2 separate regions of the Homo sapiens genome follow, and region 1 is linked to region 2. A link is a loop called in an ENCODE intact Hi-C map of the cell type or tissue named here. Cell type or tissue: B cell. All regions are shown on one strand. Each heading gives the region's core, and the rest is flanking DNA. Links, peaks and the distances in the headings are about the cores only.

Region 1 (2,915 bases), core at 165-2,664, 87 kb after region 2:
CTCCTTCCCCTCTCTGAAATCTCAATACCAAATCAGACATCAATTCGCCAAGTTTTGTCTTTTATCTTTCAGCTCTGCCCCTTTCTCTCCATTAAATTCCTTGTAACAGCACCTCCAGTTTCTGGGTAGGGGCTTCTTAATGGCCCTAGCAGGTCTCTGGTCTCATAACTATCTTCTCACTCATTTTAGTCTGTTCTGCACATGAGACTACCGAAAACCACAAGCTTCAATTATTTTCCAGGTCAAGAACTAAACTATCAGTTTGTGTTCAGTGCCTTTTCCAAGTATTCAAGGTACTTTATCTCCTAGGCTAACTGGATCTCCCACTAGTTTGAGGGGCGAGACTGTGAAGGACTTGGGAATAGGGATAATGTTGTCATTGTTCTTTCTGCTGATCATTGGGATTCTGGGATAACAAAGAAGCAGATATCACTAAGTGGCTGTAGATTTCTGGACCATGATTTATCATATGCTGGAAGGGTAAGTTCATGTCTGGTCATGAAGGACTTGCATCTACTAAGCATGGGGGACATGTATTTAGTACAGGGTGATGAGTAAGAGGATCAAAGAGCTGGGATAGAGCCAGATGCAGTGGTACACAACTGTAGTCCTAGCTACTTGGGAGGCTGAGGAAGGAAGATGGCTTGAGCCAAGAAGTTCAAGACCAACCTGGGCAATATAGTGAAACCACCAACTCAGAAATAAAATAAAATATAAAAGAGTTGGGATGATACCATGATACCATGAATCTATCCAGGAACTGCTGGTAAAACAAAGACAAGAGAGGGAAGGTACCTGGTGACACGTACACATATGTATACATAATTATAAAGAATACTAGAGAAGTGTCTGTTCATGTCCTTCGCCCACTTTTTGATGGGGTTGTTTGTTTTTTTCTTGTAAATTTGTTTGATATAAAGACACATGCACACGTATGTTTACTGCAGCATTATTCACAATAGCAAAGACTTGGAACCAACCCAAATGTCCAACAATGATAGACTGGATTAAGAAAATGTGGCACATATACACCATGGAATACTATGCAGCCATAAAAAATGATGAGTTCATGTCCTTTGTAGGGACATGGATGAAATTGGAAAACATCATTCTCAGTAAACTATCGCAAGAACAAAAAACCAAACACCCCATATTCTCACTCATAGGTGGGAATTGAACAATGAGGACACATGGACACAGGAAGGGTAATATCACACTCTGGGGACTGTTGTGGGGTGGGAGGAGTGAGGAGGGATAGCACTGGGAGATATACCTAATGCTAGATGACGAGTTAGTGGGTGCAGTGCACCAGCATGGCACATGTATACGTATGTAACTAACCTGCACAATGTGCACATGTACCCTAAAACTTAAAGTATAATAAAAAAAAATACTAGAAACTACATTAATGGGCTGAATAGTCTAGACAGCAAGAGATTGATTTGTTACGGAAATTCACGACCCTAAGGATAGAGCACCTAGAGATATCATGAGTGAGCAGAATATGGTAAAGAACACATGTGAGTTCATTATGAGCATTTTCTACAGGCCGCTTGGCCACAGGAAGAAATGGAGGGTGGATTCTTAGCCACTGTTATTCTGTCATAAGGGAAGTTACAGCAGTGAAAGTGGTCTTGTGCTGACTGAACACTTGCAAAACGCCCTTTTCAGCTAAAAATAGCGCATCAGACAAGTCTCTTCATTTCCCTTGTTGACATGGAATAAAGAAGCTTAACTAGATACACTCCTCTGTCTCTCATTCTTTATTTTTTTATTTGATTTTTTGTTTTGTTTTATTTCTGTTTTTTTTCTCTCGGTCCCTCATTCTGACCAACAGAAAGACCCTGCTTGGTGAAGCAAGCAGAAGAGACATATTAGGAGAAACAAGCCACTCCAGCTCAGAAGACATGATTGTCAATGAGGAGAAGGCTGGCTGTAATAAGTAGCCAAGAAGTCTAGATTTAGGCAGTCTAAAAAGTTAAAAAGAAGATAGTTATGATTAGATGAGATTCTGGAATAGAGGCAGCCTGAAGTTTTCCAAAATGGGGAAGCGTTCAAAAATCATTCCAATAAAAAGGGAAAAGAAATGGTCCTTTTAAAAAATGTGCCTGCAGGCTCACCCACAGATTCCCATCTGAAAAAGACACTTAGAAAAAAAGGAAAAGAAAGGCACACAACCAAGGAACATATAGGAAGATGGCACAAACTTAAACGGAAAAATTATAATGTGAAAAAAATAGCTGAAAGTGATCTGAAATACTAAATGACAATAACAACAAAAAACCCCACTATGGGCCAAAAAAAGTTGGAGGAATTCTGGGAACTGGGCCAGTTCATTTTAGACCCATAAGAGCAAAGAACAGCTTAGTCTATCGCTTGTGAACGAGGATTACCAGAACCTCCATGGAGGCTACTGAACCACTTTCGTTGATCTTTGAAGAATTTTGGAGAAAAACAACAACAAGAAGCCAGAGGACCAGAAACAAGCAAATCTAATCTTCTTTCTTTCTTTTCTTTTTTTTTGGAGACAAAGTCTCACTCTGTCATCCAGGCTGGAGTGCAGTAGCGCAGTCTTGGCTCACTGCAACTTCTGCCTCACGGGGTGAAGTGATCCTCCCACCTCAGCCTCCTGAGTAGCCAGGACCACAGATGCGCACCACCATGCCTTGCTAATTTTTTTGTATTTTTGGTAGAGACGGGATTTCACCATGTTGCCCAGGCTGGTCTCAATTTCCTGACCTCAAGCAATCTGCCTGCCTCCCAAAGTGCTGGGATTATGTGTGAGCCACTGCACCTGGACTATCTTATTTTTATTATCAAAAAAGTGGAAGAAAATATATTCCACAAACTATCAACAGCGTGAGCATGATACTAGTCTTAGCTAAGAATCCAAATCATATTTTTAAATGATTTTA
Region 2 (2,915 bases), core at 325-2,824:
GCTGGGAGAGCTGAAGAGGGCACAGGCATCCATCAGTCTTGGGGGTGGGTGGGTATTTCCATGAGACCTCAGCACGCATGGTGCCCCTGGATGTGAGCAATGTGATTGCGGCGTGAGGAGAGATGCAGGAATCAGCAGGGAAGGCTCAAGCTAGGGTTGTCCTGGCAAACTGGGAGCTCATAGGTCCTCCAGGTTGTCTGACCTATATCAGAAATGGCTGAGCGCAGGCAAGACCCAGGACTGAGATGGCCACTGGAAGGCTTGAGATAGAGAGCAAAACAATGCAATGGCCCCTCTCGTTGTCCTCAGAACATGTGTTCAGAGCACTGCCTCCCTGCCTTTGCACAGCCTGCTCCCTTTGCCTAGAAGGCTCTTGTTTCCTGTGTCTGCCCCTTCTTCTGTGTCCCCACCTCGGCAGGTCAACTGTTGTTATGGTGTTTAGGCTAGAAAGCTGTATGCCGCCCTAGGTTTTTCCTTTTCCCTCACACATCCATTCACATATCACATTCTATGTGTTGTCTCCTTACTAGATCTCCAAGCAATCTCTTCTCTCTATCCCCATGGTGATGCCTGAGTGCAGGTATGATTCCTTCCCACTGGTATCGCTGCAACAGCCTCCTCTCGGCTCTCTCCGCCTCCAGTTCCACCCTCCTAGTGTGTCACCCACACTTTCACCAAGAAGGGAAGTCCATGAACCACAGTCCCTCGCACTGGCTCACTGCTTTCACTTCTGGGATGGGGCTGTGTGGCTCCTCATGGCCCCATAGCCTACCACAGTAGGCCCAGGAAGCAGGCTCTGCCTTTCTCCCTAGCCTCATCCTTCTGCACATCCTGCCTCCCACGCAACATGTCAACCGTTCTCAAGTGTTTTCACTTCCTTAAAGCACAAAGCTCTCTGTGGCTCAGCTCAGAAGCTGCCTTTGGGAGACCCTCCCTAGTTGCCCCAGCCTGGACCTGGTGCCTCGTCAGAATATTTCCTTAGCACCAGAAATGATCTCTTTGTACTCTCTTGTAATTATCTCCTTGTTTGTTCCCTGAATGTATTGTAACCTCCCCGAGGGGGACTGGGTCTCATTCTCACAGCATCTTCATACATATCGACTGAAGCCTGCTATATGCAGATGCAGTGTTAGGTGCTCCGGCTCTGAGAGTGGGCAAAAAAGCCGTGGCTTGGGTTCTCATGGTGCTTACCGACTGTCCAGTGGGACAGACAGATAATAATGAGGAATCCATGGAGATAATGCATCATTTCACATTCACGTTGGAAAACAAACAGAGGAGCACTGTCGTATAAGAAGGTGACTGAGGCTGGTGGGTGTGTCAGGGGAGGCTCCCCTGAGTAAGCCACATGTCAGCTGAGATCTGGAGTGGAAGCTGACTGAGTGAAGGCTGGGGCAGCACTGCAGACAGGGTGGCCAACTTGTGTGAAGGCCCTGAGGTGCAAGGGAGACTGGAACGCCCAGGGGTCTGAGAGATGGGCCGGGACCTGAGTCCAGATGGAGAGGGATGGAGGTAGAAATAAGGCTGGAAGGGTGCGCAGCAGCTGGACCACCCAGGGCCCTGTAGATTACTTCAAGGGTTTTGTCTTTATCCCAAGAATAATGGAAGCCACTGGTGTGCTTTATGCACACCATGCACCCAGTGACATGCAGGAAAGATCGCTATGGGTGTAGGGAGAGAACAGATCAGAGAGGGGACCATGGGGGGGCGCTGCAGAGCACTGAACAAGTGCTGAAATGAGAGTGAACGGATGAATATCTTACGCAGTTATCCCTTTTGCTTCTGCTTTTTTCTCTTTGGGTCACTAACCTGTGAAAAAAACTAATGTTTCTTCCTCCTTCTGTGATCTTCCTTCTTTCTGTTTTGAGCAGCTTCTATCACCTGTGTCCTCTGCGGATGAACTGCATAAAGCTCTCCGCCAAAGCCTACTTCTCCCTCATGGTGGAGAGGGAGCCGTGTGAGTAGTCCGGTACCGCAGCCATCCACCCTCTGCAGATCAGCTTTTCCTTCCTTGGCTCCCGGAGGACTCCTCCCTCCTCCCACAAACAACTCCAGAGCCCAAGGTGACAGGAGAGCGTGGGTGGCTGCTTGGCAGGGCTGTGTCCATGGCAACCAAAGCGCCCGGGGGAGTGGCGGGCGGCAGGTGTACGGTCCTGCAGCCTTCTCGCCCAGCTAGGTGGTCTACTTACAGCCCCCGGAGGCACGGCTTTCTCTGCCCTGGTCACGGTCTAGTCCTGGCTTGTCCTTGACTTCCCTCGTCCTCTCATCTCCCACATACAGTCTGTCAGCAAATCGTATTGCCTTCACCTTCTAAAGATATCCAGAAGCTGGCCACTTCTCACCACCACTCTGTTTCTCCTGTGGTCCAAGCCCTGGACATCTCTCACTTGGACTGCTGCAGTGGCCTCCGAACTGATCTCCCCGCTTCTGCCCTCTTCTCTTAATCTGTCATGTTCCTCCTTTGCTCAAAACCATCCAATGTCATGGGACCCTCCCAGTATAAAAGCCATATTCCATAGAATGCCCTATATGTCCTAGTCACCTGGCCCCTCGTCACCTCTGCTTCATCCGCTGTAGCTTTTCTCGAATCCACTCTGCTTTGACCATGCTGGCCTGCCTCCAGCAGCCTGGCCTGCTCCCACTGCAGGGCCTTCGTCTTTGCTGTTCCTTCTGCCTGGACTGCCCTTCCTCAGGTATCCACTTGACTCACCCCTCCTCCAGATCTCCATGCCAATGTTGTCTTCTCTGTCAGGTGTTAGATTGCAGCCTTGAGCTCCCTGTGCCCCTTCCCTGCTGTACTTTAAACACTTCCTGACATACTATGTCTCACTTATTTAATTGTTCATTGCCTGTCTCTTTCCTCTACATGGTGTGCTCCATGAAAGTGGAATTTTTGTCCGTTCATTCCCTGCTGT

What was found. A loop is a pair of places that touch in the nucleus more often than their neighbours do. Peaks named below come from ENCODE experiments on the same cell type or tissue, not always from the same donor. Only the 100,000 strongest peaks of a DNase experiment are listed, where the experiment ranks them.
Region 1: a loop joins it to region 2, with 4 times the contacts of the local background. A loop is called at or near these places in 1 of 110 quality-filtered maps.

What each region holds. Positions count from the first base shown.
Region 1 is chr3:186,340,785-186,343,699 of GRCh38, forward strand. The region is part of intron 1 of DGKG (diacylglycerol kinase gamma); the gene reads right to left. Among named protein-coding and RNA genes, the nearest start is that of DGKG, 20 kb to the right of the region's middle. In B cell, for the core only: no CTCF peak of the experiment used is centred there; a DNase peak (open chromatin) is centred at 1,597; H3K27ac peaks cover 557 bases.
Region 2 is chr3:186,254,111-186,257,025 of GRCh38, forward strand. All of the region lies in intron 17 of DGKG (diacylglycerol kinase gamma), which reads right to left. Among named protein-coding and RNA genes, the nearest start is that of DGKG, 110 kb to the right of the region's middle. RefSeq lists enhancers at 937-996, 1,097-1,386, 1,417-1,466 and a silencer at 2,047-2,126. In B cell, for the core only: a CTCF peak has its summit at 1,686; DNase peaks (open chromatin) are centred at 831, 1,311 and 1,801; H3K4me3 peaks cover 1,927 bases; H3K27ac peaks cover 2,453 bases.